Regions from separate parts of the Homo sapiens genome. Here region 1 is linked to region 2. Evidence: chromatin loops called from intact Hi-C (ENCODE). Cell type or tissue: endothelial cell of umbilical vein. All regions are shown on one strand.

The links. Hi-C counts contacts between places; a loop is a spot of excess contacts. Peaks named below come from ENCODE experiments on the same cell type or tissue, not always from the same donor. Only the 100,000 strongest peaks of a DNase experiment are listed, where the experiment ranks them.
Region 1: a loop joins it to region 2, with 12 times the contacts of the local background. A loop is called at or near these places in 1 of 110 quality-filtered maps.

Annotation. Positions count from the first base shown.
Region 1 is chr7:34,275,355-34,279,354 of GRCh38, forward strand. No RefSeq gene overlaps it. Among named protein-coding and RNA genes, the nearest start is that of BMPER, 370 kb to the left of the region's middle. In endothelial cell of umbilical vein, no CTCF peak of the experiment used is centred here; a DNase peak (open chromatin) is centred at 1,877; H3K27ac peaks cover 2,278 bases.
Region 2 is chr7:34,450,937-34,454,936 of GRCh38, forward strand. All of the region lies in intron 2 of NPSR1-AS1 (NPSR1 antisense RNA 1), which reads right to left. Among named protein-coding and RNA genes, the nearest start is that of NPSR1, 210 kb to the right of the region's middle. In endothelial cell of umbilical vein, no CTCF peak of the experiment used is centred here; DNase peaks (open chromatin) are centred at 1,065, 1,115, 1,625 and 2,465; H3K27ac peaks cover 2,851 bases.

The DNA.
Region 1 (4,000 bases), 180 kb before region 2:
AGGGATTTAAATCTCTTTCAGTGGATAGTTTTACTCCTGGATTCCTGCAGTACAGGTTATGCATATTGGCCCCTAGGTCAAGCAGTTTCCAGAAGACAAGCAAGACCTTGTGTATCTTGTATCTTTATAAGGTCCCAGGAAGCATCAGAAACACAATATGACTTTGGAAAATGGTTCTGTTTCACTCCTAGTTATAAACCTAAATAAGGACAGAGCACTTCCCTTGACCAGATCATCTACTGTTCTGGGAATCTGCATTCCTTATGGAGGAAGAGCATCTAGGCTATTCTACCCACACTGATGTGTCTCTGCTTTGTAAAAAAAAAAAAAAAAAAAACAAAAAAGTTGCCTCTTTTGATTTTTACTCTACCTTAGAGAGGAAGTAGATTGGATTTTCTGCTAGATCAACATGTGTGACCTGCACTCAGAAACATTTCCCAGGAGGGAATATGGCAATGAATGTTGACTTCACTGTCTTGAGTCATTATGTCAGTGACTGATGTGATTCTCTGCAGGGTTTGTCTCCCTGAAGGAAAACCCAGAATGGACATAAAGACACCACTTGAGACAAATGTCCTGTCAGTTACTGAGACACTCCTGCAAATATATATACATATATATATATCCAGATAGAAGAAAACAGAATAAAACCTACCTAAATTTAGCACCCTGCTTATACCCAGATATTGTTGAAAGAAATAATTCTCTTTGGTGGATTTATTATCCATTTGTTTATGATGTTTTAGATTTAATCTTCTATATTTAATTCTGAAGAGTTTTTTTTAGCTAGAGTAAGTCCCAATAAACAACTGGGAAAATGCAAAATGATAGGAGAAGTTTATTTCTTGTTCACACAGAGTTCAAAATGAGTGTTTGTAATTGGCAAGCAGCATTCAGCAAACCAGGCTCACTCTTGCTGCTTTGAAATTCACAGTGTAACCTACAAGAGCCTCATGAACAGGGAAGGGCATAAAGGATGATGCATGGGTGGTTTCTCAGGGATAGGGTAGAAGGTAACCCACATTACTTCTGCTCACATGTTGTAGGCTGGAATTCGGTTATCTGTGTACATGAGTGTAAGAGAGACTGGTAATAAAAGACAATCTAATACCAAAAATACATAGTAAGTATGAATACACACTGTTTGGAGAAAATATATTGAGCAAATAAATATATGAAAATTCCTAAATTCTTTCATAATTAAGTAAATGTACACCAAAATAACAATTCAATTTCTTATCTCTTTGACTTAGAAATTTGGTGTGAGTATTTACGAGGCATTTCTCCCCTTAGGTGAAGTAGAAGATTTAATATCCTGCCTCTTTACATATTTCTACCCTTTAGGGATAAAAACCTGTGAGAATATTGTAGTTTCATTGTTTAGTAATTCTTTTAAATGAAATGTATTAGATAAATTTCTTCCTGAGTCATGGTTTTTGGCTTTAAACAATGGACACTGATGCTGGGATAACTTAAGAAAATGAATTTATTGTAATTATATCAGACAGCTTAGAATCTCGTGGGAAGTCTTATAGAATAATCCTGAGAGGATAGATAGCAATTAAGGGAAGTTAGGCTGTAGGAAATATGGCCAAGTTTACACCACAAGAAAAGTCTCAAAATGCTGTCATTTGTGCTGTCACCCCTGGACAGGTGAAACTACTAAATGGCTGAACTTTCAACATCACCACTTCTGTGAATAATTCTCACCGTTTCAGTGTCTTTCCATTGGGAGCATCAATTGGGTTAAGCTCCTTTCTAGCTGTCAGGGGTATGGAGAGGGAGCAACTGGTCTCATTGTCTTCCTGTGTATTGAGAAGTGAACTTCCGCCACTTACTCCCTTTATCAGCCCCAAAACCGCATGCATCATTTCCCTTTCCAAAGACAATGCTGTCATCTTACTCACTGCTTCCTGAATAGAAAACATCTAAAGTTTCAAGTGTTGCATCTTACTCCAAATCTAGGATCTTGGTGGTGCTCACTTCTCCTCTGTTTTGTTTTGTTTTTTTTTCATAATCATTCTTGATATTCCACAAGTATAAACTATATCGTGACGTTCAACATTAAGAACCCTGGCTAAGGGAAATAAATGGAATTTAGGGGAAATAAACCCTGGCTAGGGGAAGTAAATGGAATGGAAATAAATGGAAAATATATATACTTGAGACATAAGGATTCAGGCAGGCCATACTTTTAGGCAGGCGATCATGAGGCTGTGGCTCCCTGGTATTTGCATGTTCTTGCTACTCTACCCAGTTTACTTTCTCTTTCAATTCTTCTTTACTTTCTATACATTAGCTGGCTGGTGCTTTTTAGCCAACGGGATGAACTAAACCTTCATTTCTGAGCAATCTGAGGCCCTAGTAGTCCTTTCTGTATAGCATTGCTGTGGTTTTCTATTAACTTTTACTATTGTGTTTAGTAACATGAGAGCATCAACTGAATTTCATCCATATTTCTCCCTAGCCATAGTGTGCAAAAGCATCTCTATATTTTCTAGATAACTATGATCAATAATTGCAGGTAATACTGTAAGCTTTTTTTATGTCCGTTTACTTAATGGCATGAAGTATACCAAATTCAATGGAATCACTGAATCTTCCAACTCAATGAATCATTACTGAGTCTTTTAATAGAAGCATTACTGGCTGGGTGTGGTGGCTCACGACTGTAATCCTGACACTTTGGGAAGCTGAGGTGGGTGGATCACTTGAGGCCAGGAATTCGAGACCAGCCTGGCCAACATGGTGAAACCCTGTCTCTACAAAAAATACAAAAATTAGCTGAGCATGGTGTCAGGCATCTGTAATCCCGGCTAGTTGGGAGCCTGAGAAAGGAGAATTTCTTGAACCTAGGAGGCAGAGGTTGCAGTTAGTTGAGATTGCACCACTGTACTCCAACCTGAGTGACAGAGAGAGACTCCATCTTAAAAAAAAAAAGCAGTAAAACATGGAAGCATTACTCTTTTAATGATTTTGTTGATGTAACAGACCAGAGTAACCATTGCCTTAGAATGGGGATGTTCCCCTTAAATAAATTGTGATACATATCTGCAGATGAGATGAAATCCTGGTGTAAAATGCAGTGCTGTCGCTGTCAGGTAAAAGTATAATGCTTTTGGTTATTCTTCTTTTGTGGGAAGCAGTAAAGAAAACATTTGTCACTTTAATAATTGCCTACCACGTATCAAGACTATATCGTTTGTTACAGTTCCTAGCTATAATTAAAATAATTCCACATGATCGAACTTGTAATACAACTTTTACACATATGACTTTAGATAATTGGGGCTATGGGGAGAACTGCCAGCCCTTCAGGTTTCAAGATAAAAATTGCCACTAAACCCTAATTCACACAGTGATGCAGTGTTGTTTTTATATTATTTGACATGAAAGGAAGAGGGAGCTTCAGGGCTCCTACTTTACCCTTCTACTATAATATCTTCATTCATGGATTTGGAACTTGGTAGAGGAATTTTGCTTGTGGATTTTCTTTCCACCTCTGCACTGAAGAACAGGTAATATAGTTACAGAGTGAGATTTGGGTCCCACTAGGCTGTGGTCTAGAGTCAAAACTATTTATTACTTGATCCCAATAAGCTCCCCAAAATCTCTTGAGAAAGAATAGAAGGTAGATACCTCGTATGTTTTATGATTATGATTGTAGTATCCTCTCTCAAATTTAAACATTTGTTCTATTTAGGGAGTTCCACGTCTGGGAATGGATGAGTGGCCATTATTTTCAGTTGTGTAGATTAAAATCAGCTTTAATCTAATTTTTAAAATTGATTTCCTTACTCTTTAAATAAGCAACCCTGAAAAAATTTCTATAAATATTTCTTAGTTTGTCTATAAAATTAGTAGTTATTATTTTTTTGTCATTTATTATGGGAAATTTTAAATATAAAGAAACAAAAAAGTTTTCTGGTGAACACGTGCATATCAACTACCTAGATTCTACCATTAACACTTATCATGTGTTTTATCACGTCTCTATTTC
Region 2 (4,000 bases):
GGCCCCTGTAGTCCCAGCTAGTCCGGAGGCTGAGGCAGGAGAATGGCGTGAACCCGGGGGGCGGAGCCTGCAGTGAGACAAGATCGCGCCACTGCACTCCAGCCTGGGTGACAGAGCGAGACTCCGTCTCAAAAAAAAAAAAAAAAAAAAAAAAAAGAAAGAAAAAAAAAGAAACTGGAACTAGTTATTCAGGTAGGAAAGACTGGGAGAAAAGATAGTAATGATAGAAATAAAGATTCTATTTTGATCATGTTAAAAATGAGCTGCTTATTCAACATTTATTTGAGAACTGAATATATTCATCTTCCACCCCAAGAAGCCTATCAAATATTCCCTTTGAGCACATCCAGTAATCTCCCTGAAAGGAGTTCTGGTCAACACATTTTGTTCCATTTCATTACTTTTCCAAGACAGTCTAGAGCTGCAGTATTTCAGTGCCCCATGTATACTGCTGACCTCAGTAACTGACCAGTTGTCCCACTTCTTGGTCTAACTCTCTGACTGCACTGGTGACAGACCGGTGATTGGAACTCAGGTTTCCTGACTTTTTATCCATTTCCACAATTATGGCTTCAACTGAACATAGGCAAAACACAGACTTACTTTAAACAATTGTAGAGCATCAGCTCTTGCTAATTCTGAAGCTCTCTTTCATTTTAAATAACAAACACTTTATCCAAATATATGTGCAGTTGCCCTTCCTTCCTAACCTTGGCTTTCAGCAGTTGCTTTGATATTTATTTTGGAGATGTAAAGACTCATGTTATGTATATGCCAGTATTGGAAACGGTAAGCTAAGATGCATGTCCTGTTCTCTCCCACAGCTTGATATTTTTTCTGCTTTTCTTGGGACAGAATCACTTGGGTTTTATTTATTTATTTGATACTTGATTACATCTTATCAAATCCAATGCAGATTCTCATGCCAAGGATCTGACTGAAGGTCAAGAAAAAAAAGCATAAAATGTAAAAGGAAGTTCACAGGATGATTACACAGGACACAAGTCAGACTCAATAATTTTCTTAAAGACTCCAGTGGTCTACATTGGGTCAAGAATCTAAGCCCATTACCTAGTCAGCGTGAGCAAGAACCCAGAGAAAAGGACAGGAGCAGGTCATTACCACATCTTCTGCCCATAATAAATCATAGAGTTAAAAGGAAGCTTTACAGATGATCTAGTATAGACTCTGTTGACTTTATAGAACTAACTTATATTTTACACATAAGATACTTGAGCCCAGACACTTAGTAAGAGGGTGTGAGTCAGAATCAAAGGCCAACTGAGCGTCATGTTTTCTGCTGGGTCCAATTTGGATTGCCTAACTATTATTATCACTGCTACTGAGCTACGAGACTTATAGCTTCCCTGCAATAAAGGAAGTGAGTGAAAGAGACTGGTTGATTGGACCGGGGGAGAGAAAAATTGAAATGGAAAAGAGAAGAGAATAAAATTTATTAAGTATGAACTATAGGTATACTCTATGGTATATATTTTATAGATGCTATCTAATTTAATCATCGCGTAGATCCAGTTGGGTAGGTATCATCCCCGATTTACAGGCTAAGAAACTGAATTTAAGAGAGATGACATAATTTGCCCATCCGTAGAGCTACGCATTTGTTTCTTGGCGTGCCTATTACATTGTTCATTGTTTTGACCCTTTCCTATAAGTAGTGTGTTGTTGCCAGATTTTTTTCTTTAATTGATGCTTAGTCTAGTATGAGAAGTTTCAGACTAGGAAATTAATTTAGTAGCAAGCAAAACAAGTAGCTTAAGAATCAGTTCGAAAGTCTGAATTAATATAATACATTTTAGAGCAGAATTTAAAGAAATATACGCATATAAGAAGTGTTGGAACCCATTTTGAGTTAATTACTGTTTTTCAAATTTAGAATTACTTGTTCAATTTTAGAAGACTTATTGAGACTCTGAAGAAACGGACATTAAACCTATTAGCTTACAAAAATAATCAATATATTTTCAGTACTCAAGAGTGTGATAGTCTCTCCATGTATTCATTTCCTTTCGTGTCCCTCAGTAAATTTTGCAGTTATATATGTCATATATATTCCTTTTAAAAATTATTTCTAGTTTTTACATACATTATTGCTACTATAATTGGATTTTTCTTGTTAAAATTCCCATTCCATTTACCCGAAGTATGGGAGATATTAATTTTTCATATTTTAAAATTATAATCTCATTTATCATGTGATTCCTGGAGGTTTTTTGGAAGGAGAATTCTAGGGCTAAATATAATATAACCTGCGAATGATGATAATTTTGCCTATTTGTCACCAGATATGCCTCTTATTTCTGATTATTTTCATGTAGTTTTGGTTGGAAATGCAGAAACAACACTAAATGACTCATGCTGAGAGAATTCATCTTATTCCTGTTTCTGGATTCTAAGGAAATATCTCTGTTGCATTTTAAACGGTGATTGCTGGCTATTGGACTAAGGTTTTCTTAATTGGTTTTATAAATACTGTTACTTTTTTACTCATGTAACCAACTAAATAATTGTCTTTTTTGACCAAATGAGGAGATATTTGTAGATTTTCTAGTATTCAATCCTATGTTTTTGGAATGAAGCCAGCTGAGGCATACTGAATTACTTATTTAAAATATTACAGAAAGCAAGTTGTGATTACTTTATTTATGACTTTTTTAACAGATGAAAGAACTCTATAGTTTTTCCATTTGGGAACAAAATTATTAATTAATTTTATGTCTTTAAATGAATTTGAAACATTATATTTGTTTTTACATGGGGCAGTTTATAACAAAATATTTGCTTTGGAGAAGATTAAATTCACTTAAACAGCTTGGAAATTTGGGTACTTTTCCTTGAGAGTGTTTTTAACTTCTTCCTCAGTTTTTGATCTTTTTTATGTTTCTAATTTACTCAATTTTTAGAATTCACATTTTCCTAGAAAATAATTCATCTCATCAAAATTTTGTGAATATATTATCAAAACATTGACCACTACAGACTCATAAATGCTTTCAATATCCTCCTAATAACTTATCTAATTATTCATTTCTAATTTGGTGTATTTATGTCTTTTTTCTTGTATAAACTTGCAATTATGCCATTTTTTGTCCTTTTTCTAGTGAAACACCCTTAGATCTGTAAATTGTAATTTTATATTTTCAAGATATTATTTCTCATAATAATTTTTCTTCTTCCAGTTTAATTTGATTTTACCATTATTTTTAAATTTTGAGTTAAATTGCAATGGATTTGCATTGCTTCTTTTTAAGTAATAATGGAAACATTTAAAACCAGGAATTTTATTTTTAACTACCAATTGACCACAATATGTAATTTTTTTATATGACTTGTTTTCACGATATGTCTTTTGATTTTACATTTGCCCTCAAAATGTGGAATATATTTTATAAATATTTCCTCTTGGGTTGATTAATTTTATTTACTTAATTTTTAATAAACTTTAAGAATGCTTTTTCTATTGTGTTACAGAAATGCGTTTCATATAATCATTGAATAGCAATTGCATTACATAGTTTGCAATTTCACATAGACTCAGAAATTTGTTTGAAACATACCTCATTAGGAACACACATGCTGTTACTATTGTTTGTATTATGTAAACAGAGCATTGGAGTCAAATGGCAGGCTTTAAAGCCTGGCTGATCACCTTTGCACCGAGGCCCTCCCACTCTCTTGCTATGGACCTTCACTCATGTTTACTAAACACCTCTCAGTATTATCATTTGTAAGATGGGGTTAATTATACATATACAATCATGTGCTACATAATGATGTTTGCTCAACAATCAGTTGCGTATATGACAGCGGTCTCATAAGATTATGCTACCATATTTTTACTGGACCTTTTTTATAGTAAATGCATTTAGGAACACAAACCCTTGCCATTATGTTACAATTGCCTACAGTTTTCAGCACAGTAACATGCGGTACAGATTTGTAGCCCAGGAGCAATAGGCCATACCATATAGCCCAAGTGAAT